2 separate regions of the Homo sapiens genome follow, and region 2 is linked to region 1. Evidence: chromatin loops called from intact Hi-C (ENCODE). Cell type or tissue: natural killer cell. All regions are shown on one strand. Links, peaks and the distances in the headings refer to the core of each region. The heading gives the core; the rest is flanking DNA. Region 1 overlaps RAPGEF2 (Rap guanine nucleotide exchange factor 2). Region 2 overlaps TMEM144 (transmembrane protein 144).

Region 1 (5,397 bases), core at 184-5,183:
TGAGGCCAAGACTGTGTCATAATTAGCAGGCCTATGGAGGTTGAGGCCTAAGTGGTAAATGTCTATGGACTTAAACATAAGGAGGAAGAGAAAGGAGCATCTTGCTTAAAGCGACACTGGTCACAGGACCAGAACTGTCCTGATGCCAACATATTCTTCCTTGTTGATCCATCAGAGAGAGGAACTTGGAAAGATAAAAATGAAATTTATCCTTTTGGGCAAAAGATCACTAGCAATGAATTAGAGAGTTACGTCTTGAACATTATTAATAACGGGGTTAAAAGCTAGATTATCCAATGCTCAAATTCACATCTATACCCAAATGGTGAAGGGGCAGAAAAGGGGAAGTTCTGCAAGTTTCATTATGTTTATTGATACGGTATGGTTAAGTGGATATGCTATGGTTAAGCTGCAGTGTTTTATTTAGGAGATCTCAAATACTTCTACACTAAAACATACAAAAGAGCTATCCTAAGAAGGAGAGAGATGTAATAAAAGGAATACAAGCTTTGGAGTCAGATGGGCAGAGTTCAAATCCTGATCCCCACCACTCCCTAGCTGTGTGACCCTGGGTTTGTTAGTGAGACCATATTTGCAAAAGACGGTGAATAATATCTATGCAACTAGGCTGTGTGGCTGAAATTACACATAGTTTCAGTACTGATAGTTTCATGGCAAAATCAGATCCTGGAAAAAAAGGTGATTGAGTTCACTGCCAATGAGATCTGAATAAAAGCACAAGTAATCCTAAGAATATAAAATTTAAAATATTCCTGAGACACTATATATATCAGAATTTTTACAAATTAATGTATCCTTTTATGATGTGTCTGTATGCCAAAAAAAAAAAAAAAAGTTGAATGAATTCTTATAATACTTATAAGGGTCCCTAAATTGTCTGTTTTATAAATCCAGATTTTTATATTAGGTTTAAAGAGAAGTGTACCTGACATATATTTTATCACATCTGTTATAAATATACTTTCCAAATGACATTGGTAAGAAATCTCATATCCTTAAGATTGAGAAAGAGGAGAATGGGGAAATTTTCCAATTTGAAAACAGCCACTTAATTTTTCCTCCAAGAAAGATTGGCTAGGAACATATTTAAGACTGGCAGAGCTGGACAACAAACTGTAAGTATTTTCCTCTCTAATGTAAGTTTACCTTCCATAGCTCAAGACTGTTTTACAACACTTAAAATGAAGTCGTTAAAAAAAATTCTGCATGCATTCCATTAACATTTGGACCTACAGACTTTCTACCTTTAAAACATTCCTTATAATATTTACACTTCACTCTTAACATTGTTTAAAATTACAAGAGGTTTCCCACAAGTTTCAGGTCACATTGGAGTTACTGAAACTGACTTTGAAGACCTAATTTAATTTAGCACCGTTCTTGGATATTTTTTCATCTGTGGATGGTATTAGAAAACAAATTAAAATTTTGTATATATTTTCTTCCAAAATATATCCACACAACTGAAGTATTATTTGAAAAAAACCTGTTATATTGAAGTAATTCAATATAACACATCAGTAGCATATTGTCAGGTTAAACCTTTTTAACATTTTTTTGCAGTATTTCCCAAAATATGCCCCACAGTACCTTGTCCTATACAACATTGTATAGCATATATTTCTGCCAGGTTCACAAACTACATTAAAGTTCATGCAGGAGAGGGACTAATAACTTTACCCACGAATTTCCCAAACAAGGCTAATGCTGTCTTTGAGGTGGGGGCGGAGGGTGCCTGTTACCTCCAGAGCACGTATCTGCTAACACTGTGTCAAGCACACCATGTTCAAACCACCTCGTTCCAAGGCTCCCCACACTGGAATGAAACCCAAACACCAACAACCTCTTGTACCCTTTCCACATGATGACCAGCAGTCTTTGGGTACAGCCTAACACAAAGTCCCTCCAAACACTCTTCCATCCTCCTCTGCTCCAAGACCCCATTTAACACTGGCAGTGAACACTTCCTTTCTGAGCCTCTAAAGTTCTTACCACCTTGACCATTCACATTAGGGCCTTCACATGTGCTCTATGTGGGCACTTTAATAGGTTTGTATTTTATGTCCTCGATCAGAGAAGCACCTTGAACAAAGACACTCGTCTTCTCTTACATCTCTTTCTCAGCTCTGCATCTAGCAACGAACGGTGGATGTGCTGGGTGCAAAGAAAGAAAAGGGCAACATTCCTGCAGGGGTGGTGGTATGCATGATCTTAAGCACTCCCTGAGAACAGGGAGAGAAAGAAATGCAGGAAATGTGTTTTCAATCTGTGTGTTACGGCTTCAGAAAACTCACACCTATACAGGCTGAAATAATTCTGTAAATAACCACAAGGTGGCAGACTGGACCAACCGTCCTTCCTAGAACCCAAAAGCAGTCGCCGGTCTCGCAAGTGAGTCAACACAGAGATGGGGGTTTAAAGCATTCCTGAAGATCATCTTAAAGAATATGATGATTCCTTTCTCTTTATGTCCCTGACGAAAAGGGGCAGGAAGTCGGGAACAAGTCCATCAGCACTCCTATTAAAACTGTTTAACTTCTATCATCCTTAGCAGGGAAATGTTTATTTTAAAACAGCCTCCCCAGATCTTTGTAAAGCACCAGAGCAAATAAAACAAAAATGTCATATCACCAGCCTGCTGAGGTGCTTTGTGCATCCGAGTGACTCATACCCCAGAGTTACATCATCACATACTTTTGAACAATGTAAGAAAAAAAATCCATAGCAGAGTGTATGGTTTTCAAAAAAAAAATTATTATTTTAGAGTTACAATAATTACTTTAACCCTAAATCATATGAAGGCAAAATACTGTTTCTGAACTTACTAATTTACACCCAAAAGAAAAACAATCTCCTAGGATTGTGATTTCATTCAAATTCACATCAAAGCCCAGGAAAACCTGATAATGACATTACTGGTCATTGCTGATAAGGCCCTCGTATATTTCTTCAGCCTCGGATTCCTAAACATTATAAGACACATGTATGGCTTAAACTTTATTAAGACATATGTATGGCTGAGTGCAGCCATATATGTAATCCCCACAAATGGCTTGAGTCCAAGTTTGAAACCAACATGGGAAACACAGTGAGACCCATCTCTATAGAGAAAAAAGAAAACAAAATTAGCCAGGTGTGGTGACGAGCACCTGTGGTCCCAGTTACTGGAGAAGCTGAGGTAGGAGAATCACTTGAGCCCGGGAAGTTAAGGCTACAGTGTGCTGTCACTGTGCCAATGCACTCCATTCTGGGCAACAGAGCAAGACCCTATCTCAAAAAAAAAAAAAAGAAAGAAAGAAAAGACATGTATGAAGAATGCTAGAAGTAAATTATAAAGACTCAAGTCATTCCCTGTTTGTCTAAAACTTCTTCAGGTTTCTTTTCCAGAGGAAAAAAATAAACAAATCAATCAAAAAACTTCCTCAAGTGTTTTCCACTGAAAAAGGCATGCTTTTTTAGACTGAGTTTTTGAACAATTCCTAAACTTGAGACAAAGGTGATTAGTAATTACCTCATTAATTAGCCATAAAAATTACAAAACAGACTTGTAAATTACAACAAAACACTCTTTTATCCCATTCGTCTTCTAATTCAAGTTGGTGTCAGGGAGCCCCAGAGCAGTCAAGTGTCAAGGGACAAGAGCTGAAGAAGGTACCAAGTACTTCATAAATTTTAAGGGACAGATGAAGTATCATCTATAATCTGCATTCTCAAAGAGTTTATCTCTCATTGAAGAAAACACAAGGGTTAAATGATATAGTCACAACAGAAGTCACAGGCAGTTTTTATGATTACCAACTGGGTGTTATGTTTAGCAACCTAAAATGCATACTATGCACCATGTTAATTGTCACGTCCCTGGGAAAAATGATCCCGTAAGCAAGTTTCACTTGTTAAGTTACGATTTTTCATTAGAAGAAGCAACAATTTAGTTTTCACCAAAAACTCATTTTGTTAACAAATAAGAAAAGAGAAAGTGTCCAAAATCAGTTCGCAATTCCTGTTTTCAAGAGTCAGTATAAATATTTCCCCTTCAGAACAATGTATTACACCACCAAGCCTACAGCTTCCCAGAATTGCCATCTCTTAGGCAGCAAAAATACATTTAACAAAAGATATCTTCATTTTAAAAGTATCTTATTTTAATAGACTCTCAGACTGCAATATTTGTAGTCAAATTTTAATTTACATGTGTAGATTAACATACTATATTTGCACTGGTTTTTTCCATCAAAAGTTAGCAGGCTGTGAATGATTACATTTAACATTTAAGTAAAACAACCAAAAACAGAAATCAGCTGCGTATACACACAGAGAACAGAGGCACAGACATACACTCTCTCTCTAATAAAATGATTCCTGAACTATCTTCAATTTCAATTAAAAAATAACATCAACCAAACACCTTCCCCACAAATTCTCCTCTATCAGTAGAGTTAAAACCTTCAGCTTGGTGTTCAATTCATTTCCCAAATACAGTCTGGCTCCAGTTAAACCTCCTAGAAACCTTGTTGAGCTGGGGGTGGACAGACAGGGGCTGCTATACATCATTCCACTGAACTCCTATCTCCGCAACAAAGGGCCATAGAGTCTGCACAAATCACCCTCAGGAAACCTCAAGTTTCTAATACCAACCTAATTCCAGAGGCACTATCAACAGCACTCATTTTGAACATTCACTGTACAAATCTCAATAGTCCTACCACGGTAGAGTTTAGATAGTCTTAATAAAAGCAAAGCGGAATAGGTCACTGAGGACACCAGTTCTTTATTGCCTCTTAGCAAAAAAGAAGTACTCTTTGAATGGAAGGTTTTAAATATAGAAAATTTCATTGTAGCCATTTTTCTAGGACAAAAGACAAAAATAATTTGACATCTGTTTTTCCCATCTTGAATGTTTTACCAAGGAGTCAACCACCAATAGTACTACTTATTCTCAAATTTTCTATTTCTCAAGAGGACAGGAGAAGCAAATGAGAATATTCGACATATGTAATTAAAGCCTTCCACTATTGGTCAGAAAATGAGCTAAAATGCTAAAGAAATTTTAGGTCTGTTCAAAATTGATCTCTTTTAGACCTATCCATGAAAGGTGAAGGAGCAGAGAAGAGGAATAGTTTATCCAATCAGATAAACTATTTAGGGAAAGGGTGCAGAGGAGGGCAGTTACAGAAAATGCTGGGTATTACTGAATTTCAAAGAAGAATCAGAGACTTAAAAATATGTAAAAATATGTATTTTCTAATCAAGTGCTCCACTAGAAGGGACAGCAAGTTATAGTTTCTGAAGTATCTCACCTTTCAATACATGTTTTGAATTCTCCTTTGAAGCTAAGAATCTCACTTTACTTATCCTACTGATAACTGTTCTACCTCC
Region 2 (5,397 bases), core at 345-5,344, 920 kb after region 1:
CAAATGAGGCCTTTAGGATTTAGCTTACTTGCATTCATTCAGTAAATATTCATTGTACTTATTTTGCAAAAATGTTGTATTGGCTACCTAAATCAGTGAAGGGAAACTACAAAGGTAAATCAGAAATGTACTGTGAGATCAAGAAGCCCGTAGCTCTGAGGAGAGACAAAAGTGTCTAAAATAATGAGAGTGTGAAGTGGAGAAATGGGCTAGTATTGTAGGAGACAGACAAGAGGAGGAGAAGCTTAATCAAGGAAATGACACCATAAGCTGAATGTAGGCTCCTTTTGAGGGGTAGCGTAGAGCCCTGTCTCTGTAGTTCTTTCTCTATCCTCCATGCCTCACACATGGTTGACATTTCATGAATATTAAATGATTAGAGTAGAAAATCCTGACTCAAAGTTCTGATTTTGTCACATACTTGCAGCATGGCTAAAAATAAGGCACTACAATTTACTGAGGCTCAGTTCCCTTACCTACAAAATAATATGGATTTTAAAATGAATATCAAATGCATTTACACATGTGAAATGCTTAACTTGAACATCTTTATAACACAGATGATACTGTTGAATTAAGGTAAATGGATGTGGATTTTACTAGTCCATATGTGAGTAGGGAACCCGCACAAAAAATGTGGACCTATTTTGAGAGTCACATGTTAAAATGAGACTTTTCCTATTTTATCAGTATTGGGGGCCTCAATTTAAAGCGTTGTAAGTGCCCACACTTAGGATTTCAAAAAAGAGAGTGCCAGGCCACCTTATCAGTTTGCAAAGGGGTGACTCTATTCAATGTTTGGTGGGTCCCGTCCCATTATGTACTTCAGGAGTGGGATACAAATATGTAAGGTGAACCTTGAAGCAACTTGGGATACTATTAAATTATACCACTAGAATGTCTCCATAGTGACAAAGTTTTATGTTTGCATAAATTTAGAATTCCTTTAGTTGAAAACAACCATTTTACAAATATGAGGAAGTTAAAATACCTCACAAAGTAATGTTACCTACCAGAGGCAAGGCCAGGAGGATCATCGAAGTTTTTTGGCTCTCAGATCAGTAATCTCATTACCATATCCAATGCATCTCTGTTTGCAAATTTGAAACCTTCTAAGACTCTAAGAGTGGGAATGATATGAGAAAACACCAGTTTGTTTCTTTGTATAAATCCAGAACAAAAGTTGTATTCCTTCTAATGTACCCAAAGAAGAGGAAAAAGAGGGGTAGCAATGAGATAAATAAGTGATATGTGGAGTTTGAAACTTTCTAAGTTTCTATAAGATGTAAAAATATTACATTTACATTGAAAATTATTATTAAAAAAGTCATGTAACTCTGTATTTCCATTGCTAATGTAACAAATTATCACAAATTTAGTGGCTTAAAACAATACAAATGTTGTTTCTTATAGTTCTGTAGGTTAGGAGCCTGACATGGGCTAACACCAAGGGACTGGCAAGGCTGTGCCTTTCTGGAGGCTGTAGGGGTGAATCTGTTTCCTTCTCTTTTCCAGCTTCTAGAAGCTGCCCACATTTCTTGGCCTGTGTTCCCTTCCCTCATCTTGAAAGTCAACAATGCATGGGTTTAGTCCTTCTCATAGGACATCACTCTGACCTCCATTTCCATCACCTTATCTCCTTCTCAACTCTGATTCTTCTCTTCCACTTTCAAGGACCCTTGAGATTACACTGTGACCACCTGGATAATCCAGGGTCTTCCAGTCTTAAGGTCCTTATTGACACATGCAAGTCCCTCTTGCCAAGTGAGGTGAACACTTCTTTTTGTGTATGTGATGAATAATATATATATATAATATATATAATACTACATAATATATACATAATACTATATATAATATATATAATACTATATATAATACTATATATAATACTATATATTATATATAATACTATATATAATATATAATACTATATATAATATATATAATACTATATATAATATATAATACTATATATAATATATATAATACTATATATAATATATAATACTATATATAATATATATAATACTATATATAATATATAATACTATATATAATATATATAATACTATATATAATATATAATACTATATATAATATATATAATACTATATATAATATATAATACTATATATAATATATATAATACTATAGATATATACACTAGTCTATTTTATCATTTACTACCGTAAAATATACATAAATCTATTATAAAATCTCCGTTGCTATTGTGGTGAGCTCTAGCGTTGCGACTATCCACTTAAAGCACCATGTGGTGCTAATCATCTCCAGGTGAGTCAACTGTCTCTCCAGTCAATTGCCTCTGGTGGTTATGATCTCTTGCAGTTCCTGTATATTTTTCATCATTTTTTATTGCAATAAAATTAAACCTTGTAAACCTTGGATAACACCATGGGACCCATATGGACCTCGACTAGTGATGCTGGAAGTGCTCCCAAGAAGCAGAGAAAAGTCATGACATTATTAGAAAAAGCTGAATTGCTTGATATGTACCACAGATTGAGGTCTGCAGATGCAGTTGCCCAACATTTCAGAAGATTCTTCTTGCAATCAGATGATGCAAACTTATGGTATCGGTAAATATAGTATAATACTGTAAATGTATTTTCTCTTCCCTATAATTTTCTTAACAATATTTTCTTTTCTCTAGATTACTGTAAAAATATAGTATATAATATATATAACATACAAAATATGTGTTAACTGTTTATGTTACAGGTAAGGTTTCTGGTCAACAGTAGACTATTAGTAGCTAAATTCCTTTTTTTTTTACATAAATACGTATTTATAGAAAGTATTTATTACTTTGGTTACTAAAAATTTACCTAAATGTTATGCTATGCACATGGTTCCACAACTTGCCTTTACGCAATGTGTTTTTTAGCTCTATCAATATTGAGACTTATAAGTCTAGTAGTTAGTAACTCTGAATATAAATAAATCAGTATGTCAGGAATAAAAGAAGATTTTGTAGTTCGGGGAGATGCTGTGCTATTAATCCTTTAAAATTTATTAGGATTTTCTGTTCCTATGGTAGAAAATTTCCATAATCTGATACAAGCCTTATTGGCTGCTACTTCTACTGAATGTAGTTCTGTCTCTGTACACAAGATGGCAGGATCTCTTTAGTACAGATGGGGTTGCCATTTGACAGAAAGCCAGGCCAGAAAAATGTAAAATAAACACTAGAATTTAGCCATACTAGATTAGGAGAAATAAAACCTAAAAGTCTCAAGAGAGTTAGGCATTCACTTCCTAAGGTGAGCAAACAAAATGCAGATTTGGCAACTGCCCATTTAGACTAGCCTCTAAATAATAAGTTGCTTTTTGGTAACCATTTTGAAAAAGCTTGTTTGGTACCAGAAACTATATACTATATAGAGGTCTGTGTGTGTGTGTATATATACACACACACACACACACACACACACACACACACACACACACATATATATAAATGTGTATATATATATACACACACATATATATAAATGTGTATATATATACACACATATATAAATGTGTATATATATACATATATAAATGTGTGTATATATATATACAAAGTATATATAGGGATATATATAAATTATATAGAGGTAATAAGACTGATTTTTCATTTTTCTTCTGAAACTGCTTTACTTCACATTTAAAATTTTGCATATAAATTGGAAATCCCAACTAAAGAATAATTAAAAGTTATCCAATATAAAATTCTAAAATATATTTAAATGAGAAAAATAGCTTTTGTATCACAATTTATTCAAAGTTTATCAGCATAATTTAATGACATTTCAGGTTAAAATTAAAATGAGTATAAGAAGTTATAGTCAAATATTTATTTGTATTAGCAATTCAATAAACAAACAGAAGCTCCATCACTTTTAAGTAGTATTCATTTAGAGGAGTAATAATTGTTTGGATGGGAAGGTGGTGAGCTTAGTAGCTCTTACATGGTGTTCTCCAATCTACAAAAACTTTTTTCCCCTTCAAACAACACATAATAATAAAGCTAACAATTATATAGTGTTTGCCAAGTACCAGATACTCATCAACATACTTTACAGATTTGAACTAATTTCAACCACACAATAACCATGTGAGGTAGATGCCATCATAAACTCCATTTTGTTAATGAGGGGCCTGACACAGAGGGCTTAGGAACTTGTCCAAAGCCACACAAATAAAATGAAGCAGAGGTGGGATTTAACCCATGCACATTGACTTCAGAGTATACACACAAATAAAAAGCTGTTTTGTTTCTCCTGCATAGCAAAGTAATAAACAGTACTATCAGGTGGGAATGGGTAAAATTTACATTTGAATAGGGGTTTCGTTATCTCAAAGTTTTGGAAACAATTGCAACAAACATTGTACTGGCAGTTCTGTTTCAGTTTTCTTTTTTCTTACAAATTTAAATTAAATTTCTTTTTTAGAGATGGGACCTTGCTATGTTGCCTAGGCTGGCAGATTTGCACTCTTGGGCTAAGTGACCCTCCTACTTCAGCCGCCCCAGCAGCTGGGATTATAGTAGTGCGCCACCCTGCCTGGCTTAATTTCAGTTTTCTTAAAAAAAAAAAAAAAAAAAAAAAACTAGCATGCCTGTCATTTTATTTTGCCTACTGGAAACCACCAGTTAAAACAAGAAGAAAACAGGAAACCTCCAGTTAAGAGGGTTTTAGAAAAGTGTATTTCAGAAAAAAAAGTTGTACATTCAAAAGAGTGGTTGTTTCCTTTAAATTGTTACTGATAACCTACAATCTCACTTTAGCAACATATCTGTGTGTATTTATGTACGTGAATATACTTGTGTATGTATGTATTATGTTATGCACATTTTCTCAATGATGAAAAATTTTTGTTCTCTGAGAATGGACTTTATCTGGCGATAATCAAAAGCATTATGAGCTAAAATGGGTAGATGATGTAGAGTTGGGCGATATTAACTTGAAATAAACAGAAGTTTTGGCTAACAATAATAAAATGGCCTTTTTAACATTTAGTTACCAACTATGCATTTACTTTATGAAACAAAGGATCCAAATATCTTTGGAATCTAATTCCATTAGAAGGTAAGGCTCTCCCTCCTCGCCCAAGGTATTTCTGCCTCACTTCACTGGGGTAATAGGTGAGAAATATGGACTGTAACTTCTTTGTATATGGACTCTATACTGTGTTCTAGATTATGCAACACTAGGTACATACTGTGGTAAAAAGAGCATCCTCGTATGTAATGCTATAATAATGTAGACATTTTAGTCACCCAGTAAAGTACTACCTTCATAAACAGTTCATCAGAAGAAATTTTCATTTTTATACTTGAATGAAACTCAATCTTCCTTCATTCTCACATTTTTGGGGAAAAAAATCATT

The links. Hi-C counts contacts between places; a loop is a spot of excess contacts. Peaks named below come from ENCODE experiments on the same cell type or tissue, not always from the same donor. Only the 100,000 strongest peaks of a DNase experiment are listed, where the experiment ranks them.
Region 2: a loop joins it to region 1, with 5 times the contacts of the local background. A loop is called at or near these places in 7 of 110 quality-filtered maps.

The regions. Positions count from the first base shown.
Region 1 is chr4:159,172,673-159,178,069 of GRCh38, reverse strand. The region is part of intron 1 of RAPGEF2 (Rap guanine nucleotide exchange factor 2); the gene reads right to left. Among named protein-coding and RNA genes, the nearest start is that of MIR3688-1, 46 kb to the right of the region's middle. RefSeq lists an enhancer at 1,952-2,684. In natural killer cell, for the core only: a CTCF peak has its summit at 2,353 (motif pointing right); a DNase peak (open chromatin) is centred at 2,369.
Region 2 is chr4:158,253,656-158,259,052 of GRCh38, reverse strand. It overlaps TMEM144 (transmembrane protein 144), which reads right to left. Exons shown (of 13, transcript NM_018342.5): 13 at 3,637-5,397. Among named protein-coding and RNA genes, the nearest start is that of TMEM144, 46 kb to the right of the region's middle. In natural killer cell, for the core only: CTCF peaks have their summits at 2,969, 3,181 (motif pointing right) and 5,264; no DNase peak of the experiment used is centred there.